Regions from separate parts of the Mus musculus genome. Here region 2 is linked to region 1. Evidence: chromatin loops called from intact Hi-C (ENCODE). Cell type or tissue: heart. All regions are shown on one strand. Each heading gives the region's core, and the rest is flanking DNA. Links, peaks and the distances in the headings are about the cores only. Region 1 holds the start of Bcl11b (B cell leukemia/lymphoma 11B). Region 2 has its middle 7.4 kb from the start of Gm16087.

Region 1 (10,099 bases), core at 3,214-5,713:
ACGCAGCGAGGTGAGCGAAGGATTGCAAGATTACAACCTGCCTGAGGTCTCGATGGCACCCAGAGGAAATTTTATTTCTATTGCAATAAAAAATTTAATAAATAAAAAGCAACCGCGACCAAAAAAAAAAAAAAAACCCGCGGGGGAGAGACTCGCGCAGGCTGCGGCCGGGGCTTCCCAGAGCTCTGCAAGCCGACCTCGCCGGTGGCAGCGCGGGTACCCGGCTGGCTCTGGGAGAACTGTGTACCTGCGCGGCTCGCGCTGGCGTTTTCTTTTCTAAATGAACCCAGCTGGGGCGGTGGAAGCTGCTGAGAGTCTGCCCTGCTGCCTGACTTTGCAAGCCCCTCCACTTGCTTGAAATCCGGCGGATTTGCACCGCGACCTGCCTTGTTTATTTAGATGGGAAGATGAAAGATACAGAGATAGAAAGATGGATAAGAGGATGATAGGTATTTTCTCCCCTTCCTTTTTCTTTCTCTTCATTTTTACTGTTATAAGAGCATCCCTTTTTTTTCCCCACTCATGACTTTTTTGTTAACTCGTGGCGGGGATTTTTTTTTCACCAACCCAAAACCTCCCCCCCACACCTTTTTTTTTTTTTTGAGTTGGGGGGGGAAAGAAGACAAGACCGTCCCAGGAGACGGAGGTGGGGAAATGAGGAGGGGGTGCTCCAGCACAGCAAACAGCTGCGCAGCTGGATTCTTTTGCAAATAGCGAGAGGAGGGGAGGGGACGGCGGCTTCGGAATCCTAGCAGCGGCGCGGTCGGCGCCCAGCCTGGCGGGGCGCAGCGACCGGGAACCCGAAGCCCGCGGCCATCCCTTTCCCCTGCGGGTCCCTGGGTCCAGGGCGCTCTCGGGGCTCCGTCCGCCCGCTCCTCCGAGCGCGGACCCACGCGCTCGCCAACTTTTCCCGGCTCCCCCTCCCCCTCCACTCCTCGGCCCCCTCCCCCTCCTCTCCAAACCCCGCCACCAGCGCCGCCGCCGCCACACACGCCGCTTGGAGGGCCGAGCGTCCGGCCGGGCTCGGCGCGCACAGCCGCCTGCAAGCCCGCGCGCCCCCTCCCCGGCCCGGAGCCCGCGGCGGCTGCCCCCGGCTGCAGAGAAACTTTCCCAGAACCCCACGCTCGGCCGCTGCTCCCGGGTTGGTGTCCCCAGCCCCGGGCGCCCGGAGCCCCAGCCGCCGGCCCTTCGCGCGTGCGGCAGACACTTACGCGTGATGAGTTCCCTCTGGGACAAGTGCTGCGGGTTGCCCTGTTTGCGGCGGGACATTGCCCCGGCATCTATTCTGGCATCGCCCGGAAAGCTGCACAGATGCGGGCCGGGGAGGGGGTCTGAGCCGCCGCCGCCGCCGCGCCTCCTCCTCCGCCCGGGTTGGTGCCTCTGCCCTTCCTCTCTTCCTCTTCCTCCTCCTCTTCTTCTTCTTCGTCTTTATTTTGCTCTTTCTTCTGGGCTGTGTTTTTGTTTTTGTTTTTGCAAAAAGAAAGAAGAAAAAGCCAGGAAGATGGCTTGCTCTAAAATAGAGAAAAGGCTAAAATAAATTATAAAACTGCTGTTGCTCGCCGCTGGCTGGCCGGTTTCTTTAAAAATATATTCTTTTGGAGGAAAAATATCTCTCACACTTCTTCAAAGTGCTTGGCCTCTTAGACTTGTAAATGTCTTCTTGAAGTTACGCCGGGTTTTGCACCGGCCTCTGACACTTTTCTTTCGGGGTCTGGTAGGTGGAACGCGCACTTCCACCCAAGGGGAGGGGGGAGGAAAAAATGCAAACAAATTTCAAAAAAGCCAAAAAAAAAAAAAAGGCAAAGAAAACTTGGGGACTTGTCTCGTACCCCCTCACCCCGCCCCCTCAAAAACCCAAAAGCAATGAAAAGCTGCCTTGGTTCGGCTCTTTCTGGGTTTTCTGCGCGCTGCCTGCTTTTTTTCTTTCTCGGAGGCTGACCCCTCCGAGGCTCTGGGGGACTCCGGGAGCGGCTCCTTCCCGGGTCACCTGGCAGGCTGGCGCCGGCCGGAGGGGCTGCGGGTCCCCGCGTGCGCTCCCCAGCGCTGCCCGGCGCCGCGGGCCCAGGGGGAGCGGGGCTGCGGGGCGGCTCGCCCAGTGCGCCCGGGTCGGTGCGGGCGTGGACGGGAGCTATAGATTGCAACGTGAAGATGGCGGAGTCCGGGTTCTCCGGGAGCTCTCGGTCTCTCTGTGGCTGGGGCTGCCTCTGTACAATGGGATAAAATTCAAGTTCAAGTGCGGACGTGACGTTTAATCTGCTCTAGAGACAAAAAGACCCAGAGAGTCGGAGCACTGGGGGCGACTAGCGGTGGCTTTTTAACATTGTACCCTGTAAGAGAACAAGAAAGCACACACCGAGACACGCGCGCGCGCACTCACACACACTCGCCAGTGCGCACACCCGCAACCCAGGCCGGCCGGCCACACGTGCAAACTACTGTTTTTGTAAGCTGGTCTTATCACCGAGCACCGGTAGCGCAAAAGAGGGTGGGGGGGGATAAATAAAATAAAATCTTGTCCCCACTCACTCTTCCTCCCCCGGGAGCCGGACTCCCTGAGAAAGGGGGCGGAGTGCTGTGTGAGTAACTGAGGTACACTGAGTCCAAGCAAGTCCAAACCCACCCACTCGAGAAAGAGGGCTGGAAACCACGGGCTGGGGGAGACTGAGGCGACAGATAAAATTGTTTTCCTTCACTCTCTAGAAAAGTAGTTACAGTTGGTTTTACTTATTTGGAGAGGGGAGCATTTTGTAGAAACTTCCAAAAAAGTGTCTCCATATAAACCGTTGGGGGTTGGTCGTCTCAAACAACAAAATTAATGATACTGAGGGGCACAGTGGGGGGGGGCACATTTTGTTTGAATCCCATTCCAGAAGGGTTCTTCGCCCTTCTGGGCCCCATTAACTCCTAGGGGTCAAGCACTGCCCCGCCCCCACACCCTAGTCTCCTTGGGAAGCACGCGCTAGAGGGACGGGTTGGGGGGCACTCCACGTGGGAGAAGTCTGGGACTCACAGACCCAGAAGTGGGCGTGGTCAGCGCTGGGAAAGGAGGGTGCCTCGTAGCGGCGACCCCCCCCCCAATTCCCTCCGTGAAATCTCTGCAACCTGGAAGTCGTCCCCCTCCTCCATCGCCCGGGATCGGACTTGAAATTGCTTGTCCGACCAGGAAGGACAGAGCCGCCTTTTCAACCGTTTGATCTCCAGCCGGCCAGGACAAGGGGAGTTGTGGGGGCCTGCCCGTGGCCCGGGGACAAGGCCAGGCTGCAGTCCCGAATGCACCGCCCCCTCCCGGCGCTCTCCTCCTGGAGACCAGCTGGGTCTACTGGATAACCTGGCCTCCCGCGCTGGGCGCGCCAGTAGGCTGGACCCCTCTCCCTTCCCCGGCGGCCAGGGCGGGTCGGGGCCTGGCTGGGGCTGAGTTTTGTGGTGAGCCTGGCTGCACCACCCTCACTCCGCCCCAGGCCCGGCGCCCCGGCTTCAGCCCAGGGATTGGCGAGGCTGCAAGGCCTCCAGGCGAGCCGCCTCTCCCGGGGCCTGCTCCTCAGGGGGCACCTGGGCTTTTTGTTCATCCTGAAAGCCATGGGTGGGGCCATGGCACCAAGGAAGAGGCGTAGTGCTAGGAGCAAGGAAAGAAGGATCTCTCTTCCCTTCCCACTTCACCCAAAACAATCACTGTACGATGTGCCCCGGCTTGCAGTTTCCAGCGCTTATGGACTGCAGGGTCTACCGACCGAGGCGAGGCTGAGATGATGCTGGTTGGGGGAGGGCTTGCACCTCCTTCCGCAGGCCGCGTGTAGCCGCCCACTACCACACACACATGGGCACCCCTCCACGTGGTCCAAAGTCTGGAAGCGTCTCCTCTCAACCCATCCCGTCTCACTGGAAAAAAGAATTCTAGGAAAGTGGCCGAAGTAGGAAAATAATATAACCCACACCCACCCTTTAATAAACTTCCCAAGAAATCCATAAACTGCCCTTATCCGCACACCCCCGCATCAATTTGAAAGATCAACTAGCCTTCTGTCTCTTAGACTCGCAGATGGGAAGGAAGGCCAGAGAAGGATACGACTTTGCCCAAAAACACACAGCACATCAGGGGCAAGTCTGGACTTAAGACGCTGCGCCCTGCCCAAGGCAGCCTGCCACCATGGGCGCGAAATTCAAACACGGCCCTCACCTTCTGGGGGAGATGGCTACGAGTACGGGGGAGCGAGCCAGGGGCCCGGGTCGAGGGAGGAGGAAGAGGGGCTCTTTCGGAAAACAGGGAGCTTAGGGGTCCAGGAGTCAGCTGCCTGCTAGAGCACGGGGGGACCGGGGACAGGGCAGCGGGAAGCAGCGGCCGCAGTCCGGACTGACCCCAGCAGGTCCTCCCCGGACCACGCGCTACCCCGACGGTGGGAAGGCGCGCGCGCTGAAGGCTGGTGCAGGGCCCGAGCTGTCGCTGTCGCCGCCGCGCGCTCCACCTCGCGGCCGCCAGCAAGAGGCCGCCCTGCCCTGCCTGTGCCTCCTCCTCTCCCAAGAGGCGCCCGGGCGCAGGCAGCAAGCGATCCCAGCTGCCACTCCAGTCTCCTCCTTTTCCCTCTGCCCGTCTGGCACGGCTTCATTTGCGCTGAAAGCTGTTAATGTCTGGTCTCACAGCTCCCCCTTTAGTCTTGCGGCGCTCCGTGTCTCCGGTTCCCAACCAGATCAATAGCTGCCTCTCTGCCGACCTTGACCTCTTGCTCGACCCGCCTGACTTAGGCCTCGGGCTCCAGGGTATCAGCTCTGGCTCTCTCTGCGCTCTGTCATACTGGGCTGGAAATCAGTAGCGTTTGCTCAGGACCTTGGGTCAGGCAGGTATATCCAAAAAAATCCTTACACAGATCTACCCACCTACGACGAAGCATTGTTTAGAATAAAGTTCATTCACACACACACACACACACACACACACACACAGAGGGGTGGGGGTGTGCAGGTGGCTACCCAAAAGAGTGAAGGTTCAAACGTGGGCCTGAAGCCCTTGCATAGAACCTTAGCATCATTTCTCCTGTACCTGCGTTTGGCCTACTGTGTGCTCTACTCTTGACACAGACCATAATCAGATAAAAATAAATGAGAGAGAATAAATATGAATGTCACAATGCTTTGCTCTTTCTTGCCCAGCTTCACACTGCTTTCTCAGAGTGAATCTCCACAGCCTGCGTCCCTTTAAGGATAGGGGAGTCGTCCTTCACAGAGGAATTGTTCAAAAATTAAAATTAAAATTCTCTTCACCGAATCAAAGTGCTTTTTTTTTTTTAAACTTGCCTGGGGTCCTAACTCCCTGCGTGTGCTCCGTATGACAGGCACAAGTGAGGGCAGACTGGGCAGAGCCTTGGTCAAGCTTTTTGCTTAAAATTCCTTGAAGAATTTTCAATCCTTTAGGCACAGACTGGGACCAGTGGAAGAGTCTGTAATGTTGTCTTTGCCTTCTGAGCTGTTATATTTTATCTTATGTCTTTACGAAAATCTGGATCGATCTAGATAAGCGCGGGGAGGGGGGCGGGGGGGGGGGGGGATGGGAAGTCCTGGAGTCCTTGCAGGAAAAAACAGACATTCCGTTTGTTTTTGTTATCTTCTCCCAAGGATCCTCCCTCTGAAATGTAGACAGATAACTTTGGAGCTGTCTGAAGTCCCAACAACACAGCTTTACCAAATTGGTTTCATTTCTGGTGCTTTAAAAAAAAAAAATCTGTGCAAAGAGAAGGCGAATCTTCTCATTTTCACAAGTGTGGGGCAAACTCAGAAGTAAGCTATGCCTGCTGCTTCTGTTCCCCCAGGCTCCAAACCTTATTGACTGTGAAGACTCAGAAAACTCAGTGAACGCTCTGATCGGAGCATCTACACCTTTTTGAGAACAGAAGCCCCCAGCCAGTCCTATACACACTAAGAAGGCGCCCAAGATGATCTTGATGGCTTTCCTGGTGATTTGAAATCCTTTCAATTTAATTAACATATTTAAGATGTGTGTGTGGTTTGTGGACTCCGTTCTCTCCCTCCACCTGTATGTAGGGCCCCAGGGACCCACGTCCTCGGGCTTCTCTGCAAAGGCCTCTGCTGGTTGAACCATCTCTCCTGCTCTGCTTAAAACCATTCAGGGATCAAATCCAGACTCCTCGGTGGTCAGGAGAGGCCTGGTAAGTGGCCCCGAACGCCATCTAGAATCACATGTACTTCCTAGTTAAAGGGAAGGCTTTGCTGGATAACAGAGGGTTTAGGCCTTGGCAACTAAAGGCTAAACAGGATCCCCAAACTTGCCTCTCACTCTTCTTCGGTTTGTTCTTGTTAAATTTAAGATCCAGGCTTTTGTTAAGACATGAGTCATTACTTCTTCTTTTCTTTCCTCTTTCTCCCCCCCCCACCCCCCCACCCCCGCCAAAAGAAAAGCTTAGTCTTCAGACCATAGTGGATTTTTAAGAATCATTTAACTACTTGAAGTAGGCTGAAATAGGCTTGGGGGCTGGGGGAATGAGACAGAGGTAAGCCTGCCTGCTTTCTTTAAGTCTGCAGCCTGGAAGACTTAGAAACAGTTTCAGTGATCCTGATTCGTACTTTATTTTCCCTTTTAAAATATTAAAAAGCAAAAAACAAAAAACAAAACGTGCCCATTCCTCTATATCTGAAAAAGGACACACGCCCACACTGAATGTTCCTAACTCTGCCCCTGTCATCAGAAGTGATCCTGAATGGCTTGGTATTAGGGGATCTGGAACTATTTCTACAGCCTTCTCACCGAGTTTGGAATTTTCTTGCCTTGCTAATTTTAATTCTTTAGTTGAGTCATCAATTCAAATTGGGCAGGGAAACCATCACACAGTTGGGAAAGAGCCTCACCAAGCTTACACTCTCTCCTCTCACAGACAGGGGTCAGAGTGAGGTGGACCTAACTCCACACGGGTGTGTCATGCGCAGGACGTACCTGCTGCTATTCTGGGTCTTAGCATGTCTGGTGGGACTTAAAAATGCAGAGGGGGCCATTTCCCTGAAGATGGTGACATTTCTATTTCAGACACGCTGGCACATGGCACCCACACTGGGGCCTGAGTTCAGTGATCTGGTGATGGAGCAACCTGCCCTGTTGAGAGCAGAGGCCAGGGTGTGCTCAGAAGGGTGAAGATGGTTCATTTGGGAAAGCATCAGGATTCAGAAGGGAATTTTCAGTTCCAGCTCTGGCTGTCAGGGCTGTGGCAGAGAACCAGGGCGACAAGGAGGTGCCTGGTGACAGGAGATGGGGAGGGCTGGGGAGGGCTGGGGATGGTGGCAATTGTGAAGATCACCTTCCCAACGAGGGTTTGATGAGGCTGTGAGGATTAATTAGTTTGTATCCTTAAGCAGTATGAGAAGGAGGAAGTTTCAGGAGATGTTAAGCTTAGAGTTGTAGACAAGTTTGATTCAATCGAGAGCTGCCCCCACCCCCAAGGCCCAGGCTGTGAAAACCCCTATCTGTGCAGTGATGTACTACAAGGGAAGTGAGGGGGAAGGAGGCCTTGGGAAGAAAGGAGCATGAGTCAGTCAGGCTAGCATCCCTCCTGAAAGGCGCAGCTAATGAGAACAGTGCGAGGGGGTGAAAAAAAAAAAAAAGAAAAGAAAAACACAAGAAAGAAAGGAAAAGAAAAGCCAGCCAACACCTTGCTTCAGTTGTGCCTTCCAGAGCTGGAAAGGCTGGAAGGGGGAGCTCATCTGTTGTTCTGCCGTTTTAGAAACAGCCACACACATGCTTTCGAGTGAATTCAACAAAGATAGCTTGCATCCTAGAGGCTAGGGCTGACGGCTTCCCTCCTGTTTAAGGGGATGGCTGGGACTGAAAGCCCATTTGCAAACCAGGCTGGACAGGACGGCTACTGAGGGTGGGAGGCAACATCTCCACTGTGTATAGAAGTTAGCGGTTGTTTCGGATTCAAACATGCATTGTTGGGAAGGGGAGGCAGAGATATCAGGTGTTCAGGTTACCCTCGGGCGCAGAACGAGTCCAAGGTCAGCCTAGGCGGCATGCGACTCTGTATTTAAAAAAAAGAAAAGAAAAGAAAAGAAAAGAAAAGAAAAGAAAAGAAAAGAAAAGAAAGTGTAATATAAAATAAAACAACATGTACGTTGGCTAGAAGATGCACTTTGGGTACCATTTACAAGGCAGACAATTTACCACAACAAAAGACAATGAATGTCCCCCAAGGGAGAACTGATACATACATACAGAGCACTGTACATTCTGATATTAGTTTAATCTGCATCTTAAAAAAAAAAAGATTTCCCTGTGATCTTAAGCCTTCGGGATCTTTGAAACAACAATGGCTTCTAAAATATAGATGTGATGATAATATTCCCCATCTGAACTTGCAACAAAGCCCTTCCCTCCCCCACCCCCCCACCCCCCCGCCTTGTGCTCGCTTCCTCCCACAAGTGTGACAGGGAGTACCAACAGGAGCAGAGGGGCCCATTTCCGGCCTGTGTCCAGCTCACCCCGATGATCTGGAGCCTAAACGGGGCAGATTTATGGCCAATTGTTAAAAATCTGCATTTGGACCCCCAGATGTAGATGGTAGCTTCATCAGCTGCTGGGATTCAGCACAGGCATCCGTAGCTTCATTATTCCTATCTGCTTAACAGGAACAATTAGAGAACAGAAGACTGGGGAGCCTGTTTGGGGACCGGTTCGGTATTGTACCCAGACCACACATTCCGGCTGGGAAGGAAGACAGTAATGTATAAAGCGTTAGTGGATTTAACACTGTGCGCCGTGCTTGGGGGATCGAATTGTCAATGTTTCTGGCAAGAACTCACACTCCAATTGAAATCTATCACACACCTTAATTAGCTCCGGGTACCTAAGTGCACCCAACCCAGAGGCAAGTTGGAAACCAGAGGAAGAAGACGGGGAGCTGGCAAGGAGGCGGTGTGGGGCGTGCCCCTCGGGGCTCCGTGACACCCCCATCCCACCCCTCGTTTTCAGAATGGAGTGCACCAGCCACAGTGCTAGAGGACACAATTGTGACTCACCACCCCAGCCCCAGAGAACGTCGGTGGGAGTCGTTTGGATGGTTCACCCACGTTGACTAAGGAGATGAGGCGAGGCTATGGTGGGTGACTCGGGGCTGTTGCCGGCAGTAACTGGAGCCCTTTTTTTTTTTTTTTTTTTTTTTTTTTTCTGAGCCAACCATCCCACCTGGACCTCGGCACAAATTATTGTTTTCAATTACCACCTGTGTATTCCTTCCCATGCAACTTATTGATGTAAAATTACTGCTACAGCGGTATAAATAAGTTATACCGCAGTTGTAAAATGGAAGAAATTTTGTTGTAGCAATTATGTTCAGCAAGATGACAAAATAAATTTCCAGAGCTATGCCTGCAGTAACCTGGGGAATTTAAACCTCATAATTTCCATTCATTTCAGATAATTTGGAGTAATTTCTATATGTAATAACTTTGTAATGAAAAACAGCAGTACTGAAGTGATTTCACTGTTTGCTCCTCCTATGGTATACGTGGCACAAAATAAATGATAAAAATAATATTTCCTTTTTATATGTGTGTGTGTTGAGTAATTCCTTCAGTAAAAATCATAAACTAATACCCGGACTAAATCTCTGTCCACAAAATGAAAAATAAATTGAGTTAAAGAAGTGAGAGAGAATGGAAGGCTTTGGATGTTTTATTGTGACTTTATTGAGTTGTCTCAATCCCAGGCCCCTCCTGCTCTCTGAAGGTTTCTGTTCCCAAGCAAGAGATGCAGAGAGGCAAGACCCCCAAACTGCCATGGCGGGGGGGGGGGGGACTCTGGAGAGATCCCCCCAAGACTGGAGGACCTCTCCAGGTAGCCACTTTGTACCCCTAGCGTGTTCAGATTGTCACTCTTTCTTCCCCTCCAGGAGCAGGCTCAGGGACATGGCTGACCCCCATCCAAGTCCTTATTTGAAAATTAGATTTATCTGTTTATAATTTTTTTTTTTGCAGATGGGTGTTTTGCCTGCTTGTATGCATGCATGCATGCATATATGCGTACCATGTACGTGACTGGAGCCTGCAAAGGTCAGAAAGGGACATCAGATCCCCTGGGACTGGACTTAGGGATGATTGTGAGCCA
Region 2 (10,099 bases), core at 4,512-7,011, 1.0 Mb before region 1:
CGGAAGAACCACTGCCTGAGGAGTATATCACCTAGCAACAGAAAGGACCATCGCCATGGTCTGAGAAGACATCTGCATCAGGACTGGGCTGAGTCCCAGACACATGCAGGGTCCTCCTCGGGCCTCCAATAGGGACTGTCTTTTCTATTGCTCTCTGCTTACACAAGTAGCCTCCTCTAACTTCCAGGCAGGCGTGCTGGTATCTCACTGGGACCAAAGGTGTCAGGCTACGGTTAAGCAGGACACATTAGAGACAGTAGATATTGCCCCCTGTGTCTCCCTGTGCTTGCTGTGAGGGAGAGGAAGGAATAACTAGAGTTAACATAGGCTCTATCAGTATGCTTGAGCTGCTAAAACAGAAAGGCACAGACTGGGTAATTCAATCAGAAAAGCTCCTTTTCTTATACTCTGGGAGACCGAAAAGTCCAGTATCAAGATCTCTGGCTTAATTTGTGATGGAGGCTCTTCTCCTGGCTTGCCCTTTGCTTGGTGCACATACCTGAGGAGACCGAGACCTGAGACTTGGTGCACCTCACTCACTGCCATTGATCCGGCTGGATAGGGCCCGCCCCCTCATGGTCGACCACATTTAACCTTAACTTCTTTAGAGGGCCTATCTCGAAGCGCAGCCAAGTTGGAGTTCTGTGCTTTAACATGTGACTTCGGGGAAAAGCAGAGCTTTTGTGGCTCAAAAAAGATACAGTTAGTCTGGGATTGGGACTTCCTCTGCTCCCTCCTGTTTGTGGGTCCTCCTAGTGGTGGGCAGCCAGTGTCCACTGTGACTGGCTACACCAGTCCAGTTTTATCAGTGTCTGAGTTTTACTGGTCATATGATATCTTTACTGTCACCTTGGGGCATCTGGGTACAAATCGTATCAGAACACATAGCCCCACCCATGGCCTGTGCCCTGCTTCAGCATATCTTCTGCCCTGAACTCCCTTATCTTGTCACAATTAAGAAGTAGATATCAGTGTCAAAAAGTAAGAGGTAGAGACCAAAGGCCCTCTGAAAACAGGAGAAGGTGGGACTTGGAGCATCTTGGTGACCTTGAGGCTAGGGTCTCCAGAAAATATACACCATTTGATGGGTGGACACCTGCTCTCGTGGAGCCTCTGGAGAGCGCTCACATGAAACAATTCTCCTCTTCCCTTTGCCTTACTAAGAAGGTCGAACTCTGGAATTGTCAGAAGTATGAACCTTGGTAGTTTCCTGCAGTCTGGCTAACAGGTGATAAATCCTGGGCAGATGTGGGGCTTTGTTTAAATCTGTGCTGTGTGACCCTGAGTGTCATCAAGAGAATATTTGATGGGAGGAGTGGAAAGATCAACAGGTGGAGACACAGGTTGGAACACAGGTAGAGACACAGGTGGAGACACAGGTGGAAACACAGGTGGAGACACAGGTGGAAACATAGGTGGGAACACAGGTAGAAACACAGGTGGGAACACAGGTGGAGATACAGGTGGAAACACAGGCAGAGACAAAGGTGGAGACACAGGTGGGAACACAGGTAGAGACACAGGTGGAGACACAGATGGAAACACAGGTAGGAACACAGGTGGGAACACAGGTAGAAATATAGTTGGAAACCCAGGTGGGAACACAGGTGGAGATACGGGTGGAAACACAGGTGGAGACACAGGTGGGAACACACACGGGTGAAAACTCAGGTGTGGGGGGGTGGGGGGGCTATGGAGACACATGTGTCAGCAGCAGGCCTGGGCATCTCCTACTACAGAAAAGAGTGTCTGGTGAGTTTGGTAGAGAATTAAGAGGTAGGAGTCCTGCAGAGGTTGGGGACCCAGGACAAACTCTGTACCTATTTTGTAGGATGGTAAGGAGATCCTGTGGTTCAGAGACAAAGGAACGCAAGGGCTTCAATCACAGCTCTTCCAAAATTAAATGTGCAAGCATGAGCAAATAAGTCACTCATTTTGTATAAAAGTAGCTCCATCCCCTGAAGGCTGAGGGAAGGGTGGGGGACTCAGAGAGATTGATTCACCATCAGTACCTAAGCAGAGCCCAGCTCCAGGAGGGACCCAGTTTTTTTGGGGCATCCATCTCTGTACTGTTTTTGCTGGGTCTGAGTTAGGGAACACTAACAGGATGCAAATCAACAAAATTCCAGGAGCCTAAATCTTCCCAGGTGAGACTTGAACTCGCACTGAGGCAACTGCACCAGGAAGCTGGTGGATACCCTGGAAGCAAGATATTCTCATTCCCTCCCCAGAACTGCAAGAGCTAGAGAGCTAGCTCATTACAGTCTTCCCCAACCTCCCCCAGGACTCCCCCTGCCCCTCTAGGCACCATTCCTAGAGGTAATTTTCTACACTCTCGGGTAGAAAGTCATATAAAGAAAACATAGGGAATATTACTATACTTGAAAACTTCGCTTCCCGTAAACCTATTAACCAAAAGATAAAAATATCCCCATACAAACTCCAAGACCACAGTACAGATTCTTTTTGCCTTTTAACAAGAGGTTCAAAGTTCTAACAAGCCCACTATAGTTGAAAATAGCATATATCAAAATAAACTCGGTATAACTGAACTCTCAGGTATCATCAGAAAGCCTAGACTACTTTGTTTAGTCGTGTTTCAATTAATGTATGCATTTGTGTGTGCATAGGTACAAGCATACATGTCCAGGTAGTTTTTAGATGTCAGTCTTGGGCTTCATTCCTTCAGACACCAAATACCTTGCTTTTTGAGACAGGGTCTCCCACTAGGTCTATAATTCATTGATTTTGCTAGCCTGGTTGGCCTGAGAACCCCCAGCAGCTGCCTGCCTCTGCCTCCCACGAGAATATCGGTACATCCACACCTGCCTCAGATCCCTAACCTTGGACAGCAGGTACTTTACCAACAGAGATATCTCCCTGACATGTCCTCAGTTTCTTTTTTTTACTATGCTCAAATTAGTCAACATCTGGGCACAAATTAGTCAACCACAGATCACAAAGTTTGCTTTACAATAACAGCGTGTCGAGTATATCCTCTCATCTAGTGACTTCTGCGGGGAACTTGGAGACGGATAAGCTCACAGCAAGGTGGTCCCAGCATCATACTGTCAGCGGGTACCCACAACCTGGAAGCTGTCTGTGGGTAGAAGGAAACAAACTCTCTTTAGCTTCCTCTTATGCCAGAACAAAGTAATCTCCAAGACTTTACTTTCTATGCTGTGTCAAGTCCTGAACCTGGCACAAGGAAGAGCCAGCAAGGCAAAAGAGACAAGCCTTACACTCTGTGTCCACATAGAGGGAAAGGAGGACAGGTTCCATCGGGGATCACTAGTGCCTATGGAGAGAGGGCAGAGGAGGACTAACATGCAGATCTGGAGCACCAAATCCCAATGCAAGCATAGCCAAAATATGGTACCAAAACCACAGCATCTAATGACTCAGCGGTCCTTAGCATTGCTCCCGTTCATTCCTCCACAGCCTCTGTGTCATTCACAACTTGCAGAGAGTAGAAACAGAACACCAGGCCCTCCTTCTCTCCTGACTTTAGAGATGAGCACAGAATGTATTCACACATATGAAGAAAATGCAACAAATTGCTGCCTTTGTTTTTGTTTTAAATGTAGCTCAGCCCTTTGAGCTTCCGTCACGGGAGGGAGGGGTTACTGAGTCAACCCACAATGCACTTAAACAAACCATGAACAGGAGTGGAATCTCACTAGCCCAAAAGACAGGGGCCACTGGTCTGAGCACCCCTATGCCTCTGAGTTTCCTGGCAACCAAGGCAATAGAAAATACAATTGACGGTAAACTTTTGTCTGGTCTCTGTTTTGTTTTTAAGAAAAGAGGACCTCAAGAAAATCCTCTGGGGAGAGGTAGTGAGTCTGGCAGACAGCATCCAGAGTGTGGGTGTAGGACAAAGGCATACCTAATCTCCTTTGAAGGTTTCCCGTGATGATGCAATGAAAGCCCAAGTTGTGAAAAGATACAACTTAACAGAGTTGAATTGGCAAGAGGCTAGATACTGTGGCCCAAGCCCATAGACTTTCAGAGATCCAACCTCCTGCAAGAACTCGATGTGAAGCTCAAAGCTCAAGCCATGAGGTCATGGTCATTTGCTAGTTATGTCTTTATCCAGGAAAGGCTTCCGAAGGGACCACAGTGTCTGTAGCTCTCACCGAGAAGGGAGAGGGAAGATCAGGCCCTGCTATTCTGGGTGTCCTGTGACCTCTAATACCCCGATGTATATATGAAGAATATTCCCATACCCTTATGCCCCACCTGCCTCCTCTGCCAGGTCTGTTGCTTTAAACACCTAAGAGCCTCAGAGGGGCTTTAGAATCTCTTCCAGGCTAGCTAGATCCTAAGGGCTTCTGGGAAAATTCTACTTCATCCAATCAAGATGAAGTAGTTACATCTGCAGAACCCTTTTCTTTTGGGGTATCACAGTTTGGCTTCAAGAGCATGTGGGCTTTGAGAAGCCTCCACTCGCTTCCACCGGGTTACACACACATCGGTCCTGAGTGTAGACCTACTCAGAGAGAGGAAGTGAGAGACTCGGACAGCACTGATGTCTCAGGTGGCTGCTGTGGGTCCTGGAGTTTGTTCAAGTAATTGTTAAAAAAGAAAATGTCTGTCGCTGATGGATCCAGCCCTCACTTGTGATTCTGTTTGGATCCCCAGTCTAATGCTGTCCTATCTTTAGTCTCCCTTTGATGGGAGTCCTCAGGGTGACTCCTGTGTCAGTCTCTGTCAACGCTCTTGCTCTGTATGGTGTAGCTGTTCATCCGTGTTGCTGTTTCCCTGAGAATCATTCATTCCTGACTGCCCTAAGGATGGCTAACCAGCTCTGTGTCCTCCATAAGGATCAGGATGCCCCAGATGAGCCTTCTCAGTATCCCCCCATGCTGCTACAGTTACCTGTTGCTCAGCTCTTGGTATTGCCTAAGATGTCACCTGATCCAGCTACCATCCTTGCTTCTTTCGCATGTGCCAGACACTGAAGCCCAAGGCTGCAGGGAGGAGGAGCAACACTGTCTCCTGCCAAAACCTGACTGTCTATTTGTGCTTGAATATCCACTCTCTGAAGCTATAGGACCCCCAACTCAGGCCCTATCTGTCTGCAAATTAAATCGGGTCAGAGACACCTTATCAAGACAGGGCTTTCTTGAGGACACAGGTGTCCTTCTTTGCTGCTCTCATGGAGGAACAGAGCTCTGCCTTGTACATATTAAGCAGCTAATAAATATGTGCCAGACGAATTATTAATTCAATAACAAATTGCTAGAGAGTTTTCTGCCTGAATGCACGAACATAAACATACACGGGGGAATATATTCAGACTCCTTATTGACATTTTAATCCTATACGCACTACAGGGTTATTCCTATCAGCTGTATTGGCCCTGTGGTGGAGGACGGAGCCAAGAGTCAGATCATCTCTGTCACTCAGACTCTTTATCACTTAGACTTAATGATCTCCTTCTACATTCTGTTTTGGTTTGTTTGTTTGTTTGTTTTGAAATATACCAGCATGGTTACAAGGTGGCTTGTTTTTAAAAATATGGAGGAAAGGATATTTTACAAAGTGCTTAGTCAGCTGTCAAGCACAAAAGTCGTGGCCTTTGGATTGTAATTTTTACACACACACAAACACACACATTGTATTTATGTGGGGGACTGTGCATGCGCACATGTGCACATGCAGTACCTGTAATGTCCAGGCGAGGGAGTCTGATCCCCTGATGTTGGAACTACAGGCAGGTGGGAGCTGTCCAACATGGGTGCTAGGACCCAAACCCAGGTACTTAAGAGCAGCTGCAGCTCTTAACTTCTGGGCCATCTCTACAGCCCTCCGGATTATATCTTCTTTTATTTGAAATACAATCGAAAGGGTCTTGCTCAGAGGTAAGAAAACTTACACAGAGAGAGAGAGAGATCTGTGTTTATTTGTCATGAGAGCAATAGTAAGTTTTTAGGCATTGTGGACCTGACCATCTCCCATTTCTTCACTACACCATCCAAGAGCACAAACGGCCACAGACACAGCGTGAAGGAACTGCCATGTCTGTGTCCCCATGAGAGTTCATTCCTAGATAGTAAAATCCAGAACTCATACAATTATAATTACCACCAGGCATCACAAAATATTTCTCTCTCTTCTCTCTCTCTCTCTCTCTCTCTCTCTCTCTCTCTCTCTCTCTCTCACACCTGCTGAGGTTCTTGCTGAGGATGAAGGAAATAAAGGAAATACAGAATGGGTAGTAAAGGAAGGTTGTTATAAATACCAGCTAAGGCCACATAGCCAGTTGCAAAAACAAGGATTATAAAGTAATATGGAGCTTCTGACTTATTTTGCTAATGAATACATTTATCTTTCTTCCAATTTCTTTAACATCAATTGGTAAAAGAATTGGTAAAAGAATGTTCCCAAGGGACATTTCCCCATTGTAAATTTACAAATATGTTTGCTATTGTACAAGGAATAGTTGCATATTCATGACTTTGTTATTGTTTCATGTGGATATGAGATATTATTTGTGTCAAGTTGACAAGGGGGGGGATCGTAGTGGCTGTTCCTGGTTGTCAACTTGACTCTATCTACAATCCAGAATTGGAAGGCTCACCAGTGATCCTAATCTGGAGGCTGGGAGATACAAGTTTCTGACCTGGATCTTGGCATGGAGATCTTGAGGCATAGTGGCTATGAATTCTAGAAAATTAAGAGAGGGAGATCTCTGAGTTCAAGGTCATCTGGGATTAAAGGCATGGTGGCACACACCTTTAGTCTGGGCTACACCTTTTGCTGTAGTCCTACATAAGGACACTGGAAGAAGGAATATTTACTCTCTCTCTTCTTCACCTGCTTGCCTTGTGGGACTGAGCAACTGCTAGATCCTTGGACTTCCATTCACAGCTGCTGCTGACCATTGTTGGGAGTTGGACTACAGACCTTAAGTCATCAACAAATTCCCTTACTATATAGAGACGACCCGTCAGTTCTGTGACTCTAGAGAACGCTGACTAATACAGAAGTTGGTGTGGAGAAATCCAACACATGTGTGGCTTGAATCAAATGCTCAAAACTGTGTGGTGGTTCACGGCTGCAGAGATAGCTTAAGAGATTTACTGTTCGTGCAGAAGGCCTGGACTCCTCTGTGATGGTAAGCAAAGTATCATAATTGTAATTAAAGACAAACTTTGAGGTTTTTTTTTTTTTTTTTACTTCAGCCATTGTATGCAGTGATGGTGGTGTTCATAGAGATACCTCATTGTTGTGCTCTTGGGTGTGTTCCTGTGTGAACACAGATGTGTACAGGCCACCACATACATGTGGAAATCAGAGGACAATGCATGGTGTCCATCCTCAAATTCCACTTAGTCTCTGACATGGTCGCTGTGTTGTTTATGGCTGTTATGTAGAGTAGTCAACTGTCCTGTGAATTTCCGGAGGCACTCCTCTGTCCACTTCTGTCTGCACATAGGAATGCTGGGATTACAATGTCACCAGGGCACCCAGCTTCATGCGCATCCAGGACTCAAACTCAGGTCCTCACACTTGCGTGGTATGACACTTTGACAGATGCTTCACCATAAGTCCCTGGTGTTTGAGTGTCTGATCCCCACTATTAGGAATTGTGGCCTTGCCAGAGGAAGTGTGTCATGGGCATTGTGGGGTGGCATGGGCATTGGTGGGGGCCACTTTGAGGTTTCAAAAGCATTCCCAATTAGCTCTCTCTGTTGTTTACAGTCTGGGGTGTGAGCTCTCGGCTATTCCTGTTGTCACATGTGCCACCTATGCTCCTGCCATTATGGACCCTAACCCTCCATTTATGAGGTGCCTCGGTCACAGTATTTTGTCACAGCAATAGAAGAGTAACAAGAGCCAAGGCGGGCACTTTACCTATCCATACATTCCCATTTGAGCAGCCCATACACTTAGACACTCAAGCGCATTGCCCTAGTCTGCCCCTCCCCCACCCAGCTCCATCCCTTCCCCAAACTCTCCTTCCACCTTCACACCCCATACACAGATGTGTGCATGTATAATTAGATGCATGTTATCTATTATCCACAGATAGTGTCTCACTTTGGACATCCAGACGCTATCTGTCATCTACAGAGTTCACACCCCAAAAGTATGCAATAGAGTTAGCAAAAAAATGAAAAGATCAAAAAATCAGTTTCATAACATTTGAAGTAAGTTTGCATTTTTTGTTGTTGTTGTTGGGCTGCATTTGCAGCTGTGCTGGGACTCATGTAGCCCAAAGGCCATGGGTTGGACACGCCAGATGGAGCATATATAAGAGGCACCATCTCTGTCTTCTGTCTCATTTGCAGATAGTCATGGGCTTTGTTGGGGAAAAAAAGTTACTACTGTGGTATTATTGAATGAATTTTGAAAATACTTGATGGGAAAACTTTGTATAGAATTGACAAATAGACATGGGGCAGTGAGTCACATTTTCTGAGAGTCACAAAGTTGCTCTTCGTCACAGAGCCCATCAAAGTCATTTGCCACCAAGGTGATTTAACACACATGAAATTTTAATCCAACGCATGTGTGGCTTGAATCAAATGCTCAAAAATGTGTGGCTGTTCAGGGCTTCAGAGGTAGCTTAAGAGCATTTACTGTTCTTGCACAAGACCTGGGCTCCTGTATGGTTCCATGAAGCCATGTGGTAGCTCACAACCATCTGTAACTCCAATTCCAGGGGATCTGATGCCTTTTCTCGCCTCCCCATTCAATGCACACATGTGGTGCACATGAATACACGCACACAATCACACGTACTCATAATAGAAAATAAATAAATCTAAAGAACGTATGTGTTTTTTGTTAATATTTCAGCACTGACAAGTGCCTAGCATATAAAAATAACCCTTGCCAGGCAAGAGTTAATACCGTTCTACACCATATCCTGGGATTTTGTTCACTGAGTGGTACCTATGATGTTGAGGTCTCGCTGATGCACTTTCTAAAGGGTAGAACATCACCCATTGTTTTTCATGTCTTCACACAAATGGAGTTTCTAAAAGCACCCAGAAGCAGTGTTTCCCTCCCAGTCTCTACAGAGACAGGCATGAACTAACACTGGCCCTCCATTCCACGTCAAGAGCTCCACTCACATGGGAGACAAACGGTAATGAGAGGGATTTCTACAGAAACCCATTCGACAGCATCGTAGTTTTTTAAATACCCTGTTTGGTGGATGAACTCAGCACAGGGAAATTATATCTCTCTGAGGTGATGGACACTGCAGTATGAACATTATCCATCTATTGAGGTGTCACTCTGCACCCTCTGAATAGTTATAATGACACAATCCTATGTGTCAAACAAATGTTACACTTTTTTAAGAAAGAGAAGAGATGTCCATGTGTCCTTAAACCTAAGTCCGGGGGCACTTATGCACCCTTTGCTCTCTAGACCCCATCCTTGAAGCCTGATATTTATCACAATGAACCACTCAGTCCAGACTAAGGAAGACACCTGCAATGGCTAGCCTTCTTCCCTGAGGGCGTCCGTGGTGTTGACAGGCTCTTTGATGTCTGTAGTCTGACAATGGGTGAAGGCAGGCAGAGTTAGTGCATCAATGTGCAAGGCAGAGTCTGCGTTTTCTAATTCTTTTCGGAGCGACACTTCGGACAGTTTGCTCAAAGAAGCCTTTGACTGTGGGAGTGGATCCGAGGCGCTGCAGATCAGAAGACCGACCTTCATCTTACAGAGAGCCTGGAGGTGAAATTGAGCCAAGTTCAAAGAGAAGGCTAATTTGCTGTCCTTGGTCTGACATCCTTGAGAACCAGTGGCCCGAGAACTAGAGATATAGAATTAGGGCTACAGGACACATAGAGGGGCCCCAGGAGAGTCCCCTGGATGTCCTCATGCTCTTGTGTCTATCTTACTCTTCATGTCAACCTAGGCTCCATGGTAGACACTTCACAGTCCTAGAGATAAAGGCTCTGATCTCAGCTCCTTCATGCCCTGTTGGCTCCACCCTCTGACCTTTAACCTTCTCCACACCCTGACTGCTCTCTGTGCACCCCTTCCTCATGAAAGTGCCTTTATTCTTGGATGTATTCCTTCCGGCATCCAGACTTTTGCATCCTGATACTTTCTGAGGGTCTGAAGTGGCATC

What was found. Hi-C counts contacts between places; a loop is a spot of excess contacts. Peaks named below come from ENCODE experiments on the same cell type or tissue, not always from the same donor. Only the 100,000 strongest peaks of a DNase experiment are listed, where the experiment ranks them.
Region 2: a loop joins it to region 1, with 5 times the contacts of the local background. A loop is called at or near these places in 6 of 42 quality-filtered maps.

Annotation. Positions count from the first base shown.
Region 1 is chr12:108,001,875-108,011,973 of GRCm38, forward strand. Bcl11b (B cell leukemia/lymphoma 11B) reads right to left here and starts at 1,540. Exons shown (of 4, transcript NM_001079883.1): 1 at 1,212-1,540. The coding sequence starts at 1,269. In heart, for the core only: CTCF peaks have their summits at 4,499 and 4,733; no DNase peak of the experiment used is centred there; H3K4me3 peaks cover 1,719 bases; H3K27ac peaks cover 1,487 bases; H3K27me3 peaks cover 2,036 bases.
Region 2 is chr12:106,958,270-106,968,368 of GRCm38, forward strand. No RefSeq gene overlaps it. Among named protein-coding and RNA genes, the nearest start is that of Gm16087, 7.4 kb to the left of the region's middle. In heart, for the core only: a CTCF peak has its summit at 5,680; no DNase peak of the experiment used is centred there.